Regions from separate parts of the Homo sapiens genome. Here region 1 is linked to region 2. A link is an interaction called in ENCODE POLR2A ChIA-PET data of the cell type or tissue named here. Cell type or tissue: Caco-2. All regions are shown on one strand. Each heading gives the region's core, and the rest is flanking DNA. Links, peaks and the distances in the headings are about the cores only.

Region 1 (2,910 bases), core at 207-2,706, 54 kb before region 2:
CCATGGGGCGGGTAGAAGCCTGTTCCTTGTTTCCTAAGCCACCCTCCACCTTAGCTTGGCCTTCTTGCTCTCTGAAGACCATTTCAGTGCTTTGTAGGAGCTAGCATGGGAAAATGGAAAGAATCTTGGAGACTCAAGTTTAAATCCCAGCTCAGCCATTTTCCTACTGCTATGAGCCTCAATCCCTTATCCATAAGACAGGAGTAAACTGGAACCTACGACATAGGATTGATGTAAGGGTTGGAGAAAATCTGTGTTAAGGATCCACAATATCTAGCATCTGGCAGATGCTGAGTAAATGCTTATATTGGAGCATGTGCTGTCAGCGTCCCATTCATATCCTCTCGGCCTTTACCGTTCTAGGGAAGGTTGGTTCCACTTCCAGCTGTCAGCACCTGCATCCCTTTGCCAGCAGACCCACTCTGAGAAGAGCCCTCCACCAGATCTGGTGGGAGTTGGTGGATAAATACCACAGCTCCCTCACCCAAAAGATGGAAGGAATCTGGGTCTCATTGCGTAACTTTTTTTTTTTTTTTTTAAGACAGAGTTTTGCTCTGTCACCCAGGGTGGAGTGCAGTGGCGCAATCTCCACTCATTGCAACCTCTGCCTCCTGGGTTCGAGTGATTCCCCTCCCTCAGGCTTCTGAGTAGCTGAGATTACAGGCGCCTACAACCCACACCCAGCTGATTTTTGTATTTTTGTAGAGACAGTGCTTTGCCATGTTGGCCAGGCTGGTCTCAAACTCCTGACCTCAGGTGATGCGCCTGCCTTGGCCTCCCAAAGTACTGGGCTTACAGGCGTGAGCCACCGCACTGGGCCCCATTCCATACTCTTTCCTAAAGATCGCCTCCAGTGGACCACAGTAGTAATTACTTCAATACCCACTCTTTGTTGTCTGCCTTCCCTTATCTGTCTCACTGTCTCACTCCCTTATTTGTGCTTCCTGGGATCACTTTCCAAATAAGCCAAATCCTTATCTGGGGATCTGCTTCAGGGGAAGCCCAACCCAGACAACTCTCTGTGTTAGAAGCTCTGGGCCTGTGTAAGCAACATCACAGTATTTAGTGTTCTGTTATGTAGTATTGGGTCTCTTTTGTAAGGAAGAAAAGCCAGGTCTGCTCATGAAAAGAGGATTTATTATAACCATGGCCAGAAAAATCGAGAAAGCATCAGGACCTGAGACTCCCTCTCTCTCTCTGTCACTCTCTCTCATGAACTACAGCACTTTTCCCCTCAGCCTCTGCTTCTCTCTCCACACCTGTCCGGCTCCCCTCTGCCTCCCAGGTATAAGGGATCTCCATCATCCCCATGTCCAAACCCCAGAGAGAACCAGTCTGATTCCTGGTCACGGGACACAGACCCCATGTGTTGGGTCACCTGCCAGCCAACAGAATGAGCCACTTTAGATCAGTGACCCCACCCCATAGGACAGCCTGGCACTTTCAGGCAGGACTGTTTTAGGGAGCAGTCAGGGTTGGGAGGAGCCAGCCTGGAGCCCAAAGTCCAGTTCATTCCAGTAGCCTGTGTCACATTCGATTACACAGATGAAGTCGCAGCTCCCTCCCAAGCCCTGGAGTACAAAGGGCTGGGTTTTTTTTGTTTGTTTTTGGGTTTTGTTTTTTTTTTTTTAATGGAGTCTTGCTCTGTCACCTAGGCTGGAGTTCAGTGGCACGATCTTGGCTCACTGCAACCACCACCTCCTGGGTTCAAGCTATCCTCCCACCTCAGCCACCCAAGTAACTGGGACTACAGGCGCCTGCCGCCATGCCCTAATTTTTGTATTTTTAGTAGAGACACGGTTTCACCATGTTGGCCAGCCTGGTCTTGAACTCCTGACCTCAAGTGATCTGCCCACCTCGGCCCCACAAAATGCTGGGATTATAGGCGTGAGCCACTGCGCCCCACTCAAAGAGCTGGTGTTAATCATGGACTTGCAGTCACCCCAAGTTAATAAGCAAGCCCAAGATCCCCTTCAAGCCAATATTCTTTAAAATATTTATTCAATATTTATAGAAAGGAGAGACTTTTGGGGGCAGCCCAACCTCTGCTCTGTTGAGGAGGTAGATGGGTAAGAGCCCCCATCTACTGGCTGTAAGAACTTAGGGCAATCTAGGCCGGGCACCGGTGGCTCATGCCTGTAATCCCAGCACTTTGGGAGGCCAAGGCAGGTGGATCACGAGGTCAGGAGTTCAAGACCAGCCTGGCCAAGATGGTGAAACCCCATCTCTACTAAAAATACAAAAATTAGCTGGGCGTGGTGGCGGGTACCTGTAATCCCAGCTACTCAGGAGGCCGAGGCAGAGAATTGGCTGAACCCGGGAGGTGGAAGTTGCAGTGAGCCGAGATTGCACCACTGCCCTTCAGCCTGGGCGACAGAGCGAGACTCTGTCTCAAAAAAAAAAAAAAAAAAAAAAAAAGGAACTTAGGGAGGTCTGTAAAAAGGGGACAACCACAACAATAAACAATAAAAATAACAGTCCCTACCTTATAGAATTGCTGTAAGATTAAAATAGGTTAATCTGCATAGGATTTGGCCTTGTGCTTCAATAAATGTCAGTAGTTGGTGGCAGTGGTGTTTCTACTATCCAAAGTAATTCAGCAGCTCTAACCTTAAACTTAAACTTGCAAAACCTGCTCCGAAGGTACAGGGCCCCCCCTGCCTGAAAGGGCATCTGTTATTACTCCAGCATGCCTCTTGGGGCCTCATTCTCCCCCTAAATTCCTTGCAAACACTTAAGGCACTATCCCAAAGAAGAAGAATTTTTTTTTTTTTGAGACAGTCTCACTCGGTCACCCAGGCTGGAGGGTGGTGGCATGATCTTGGCTCACTGCAACCTCCACCTCCTGGGTTCAAGCAATGCTCCTGCCTCAGCCTTCTGAGTAACTGGGATGACAGGTGCGTACCACCA
Region 2 (2,910 bases), core at 306-2,805:
GCTGGGTCCTCAGGCAGTTAGGTGGCTGAGCATTTGAGTCTGGGACGGCAGGTGGATTTGGTTGGAGAGGGAATGACAGAGATTGGGGAGGAGCCTCCAGAGTCTAAAGAGATAGGTACACAAGCAGAAAGTTCCAGCCCCCAGCCTGCCTTTCCCCCATGCTCAGGGGACAAAGCTGAATTAACTCGAGGTCAGGAATGGCATTTGCATTTGCATTCTTGAGAGTCACTGCAAATAAGAGCTGTAGTCATGGTGAGTGGTTAAGGCAATGGACTAGAGAACCACTGAGAAAAAAAGCGAACAGTGGCTGGGCGCAGTGGCTCATGCCTGTCATCCCAGCACTTTGGGAGACCGAAGTGGGTGGATCACTTGAGGTCAGGAGTTCGAGACCAGCCTGGCCAACATGGTGAAAACCCGTCTCTACTAAAAATACAAAAATTAGCCAGGCTTGTCAGTGGGCACCTATAATCCCAGCTAGTCGGAAGGCTGAGGCAGGAGAATCACTTGAACCCAGAAGGCAGAGGTTGCAGTGAGCTGAGATCATGACACTGCACTCCAGCCTGGGTGACAGAGAGAAACTCCGTCTCAAAAAAAAAAGAAAAAGAAAAAAAAAAAAAGGAACAGCCGGACATGGTAGCTCATACCTGTAATCCCAGCGCTTTGGGAGACCGAGGCAGGTGGATCACCTGAGGTCAGGAGTTCCAGATCAGCCTGGCCAACATGGTAAAACCCCATCTCTACTAAAAATACAAAAATTAGCTGGATGTGGTGGCGCACACCTGTAGTCCCAGATACTCAGGAGGCTGAGGCAGGAGAATAGCTTGAACCCGGGAGGCGGAGGTTGCAGTGAGCAGAGATCACGCCACTGCACTCCAGCCTGGGCGATAGAGTAACAATCCGTCTCAAAAAAATCTGAAAATTAAAAATTAAAAAGTGAACAGTTGTTTAGTAAGTGCAGTAGGTAGGCCAAGATAACTATTAAGTATGTCCTAACAAGGTAGCTGCTTGAAAAAAATAATGCACATAAATTAAAAAAAAAAAAACTATTTTCACTCATTCTTAACTTCTCGTATGGATGTACTAACGGGAGGCCTGTGCCTGTTGGGCTGTCCACAGCTACTCAAACCTTGAGATTAGATTGGACGCTATCTAATCTCATTTCCTGTTACACAATAACTTCTGCATGGCACTTGCTTTTAATCATGACAACTGCCATACACTCAGCTTTACAAAATCATGTCATTGTGGAAAGGAAGTTCCCTCCATCTAACATTCAAATTTAACTATCCTGAGCTGGTAGTTTGCAAGGTGTCCAACAGATGTCACTGTGTTTCCTTCGCAAATTCTCTAAAATAGTCTGCTGTGTCCCGGGGCATAGTAGATATTCAAGAAATGGTGGCTATGAGTTTTATCACAATTCTCTCCTACTGGGTGAGCAGCTGTTTGCAAGACTAAAATTCGGGCGAGGCACAGGCTTCCCCTTGGTCTTAGCAGCTAGCACAAGACGAGTGTCCCTTCAGCCAGTCTCAGAGCTCTTTGGCAATTCAACTGACCCTTGTCCTTCAGTCCAGACAATGCCCCAGGGCCCACCTGCATTCAAACTCGGACTGTTCTCCTTCCCACCCCTATTATCTTTTCAACTTTATGGACAGTACATGCAATTTTCTCATTCATTTTCTCATTTAACATCTAACAGCTTCATGATATCCCCATTTTACAGATAAGGAAACCAAGGCTTTAAGAGGATAGGGACCCTAATCGGCTAAGGCAGAATTAGGATTTGAACCCAGATCCCCATGACGCCAGAATCTAAGCCTTGACCAAATATGTGTTACTATTACTTTTGTTGTTGTTGTTGTTCTGGGTAACTCCAACCCTCTGCTCGTTGGCCTTGTCACCTCAGTGCTGATTTTGCAGATGAAGAGACTAAGGTTCCGAGGTGCTAGAGCACAGTGGTTAGGAACACACACTCTAGAGCCAGAGTGCCTGGGTTTGAGCCTCGTTCTGCCGTTTACTAGCCGTATGGCCTTGGGCAACTTGCTTAACTTCTCTTTGCCTCAGTTCCTCTTCTCTTGGGTTGTTAGGAGAATGAATGAGGTGATATCCACAGTGTCCAACACCCTGCAAGCGGCCAGGTGTGGTGGATCACACCTGCAATCCCAGCACTTTGGGAGGCCGAGGCAGGTGGATCATTTGAGGTCAGGAGTTCGAGACCAGTCTGGCCAACATGGCGAAACCTCATTTCTACTAAAAATACAAAAATTAGCCGGGCGTGGTGGCAAACAACTGTAATCCGAGCTACTAGGGAGGCTGAGGCAGAAGAATCGCTTGAACCCAGGAGACAGAGGTTGCAGTGAGCCAAGATTGCACCACTGCACTCCAGCCTGGGCGACAGAGTGAGACCCTGCCTCAAAAACTAAAAATAAAAAATGAACAGTGTCCAACACCTTGAAAGCATTCCGCATGACTGAACGATCACTGTTACGTGATTACCAACATGACGACCCCACTTCTCTTGGCCAAACTGAGTTCTCTTCTCTTGTAAAAACTTCTGCATATGAAGTCACCCATTCCATTTGACTCTTTAGCCCTCATCCTGGCATTCAAGGGCATGGACGACTCAACCCCACTCTCTAGCCAGCCTGACCTCTCCATTCCCTTCTCTGGCGTAGAGGCCACTCCCACCACCTGCCCTTACCCCCTGCCCACTTTTGTCAGCCTGTACTGTGTTGAAGCTCCCAGGAGAGACAACTGCAGTCATCACTTTCCACTGTGTTCAGTGATGTCAGTTCGGCCCAGCTGGAGGTACTCACATCATGGAAACAGACCATCAGATTTGGTGTGTGTGTGTTTTATTTTGCTTTTTCAGAGAGCCAGCTGTTAAACACTAGCCAACACCCCATTGATGCT

Evidence for each region. Peaks named below come from ENCODE experiments on the same cell type or tissue, not always from the same donor. Only the 100,000 strongest peaks of a DNase experiment are listed, where the experiment ranks them.
Region 1: POLR2A ChIA-PET joins it to region 2 with 5 read pairs; 6 of 35 experiments call an interaction of 5 or more read pairs at or near these places.

The regions. Positions count from the first base shown.
Region 1 is chr12:121,024,480-121,027,389 of GRCh38, reverse strand. The region is part of intron 4 of OASL (2'-5'-oligoadenylate synthetase like); the gene reads left to right. Among named protein-coding and RNA genes, the nearest start is that of C12orf43, 9.4 kb to the right of the region's middle. In Caco-2, for the core only: a CTCF peak has its summit at 736; DNase peaks (open chromatin) are centred at 846, 1,479 and 2,669.
Region 2 is chr12:120,970,330-120,973,239 of GRCh38, reverse strand. HNF1A-AS1 (HNF1A antisense RNA 1) reads left to right here and starts at 948. Exons shown (of 1, transcript NR_024345.1): 1 at 948-2,910. RefSeq lists an enhancer at 1-355. In Caco-2, for the core only: a CTCF peak has its summit at 1,327 (motif pointing right); a DNase peak (open chromatin) is centred at 1,451.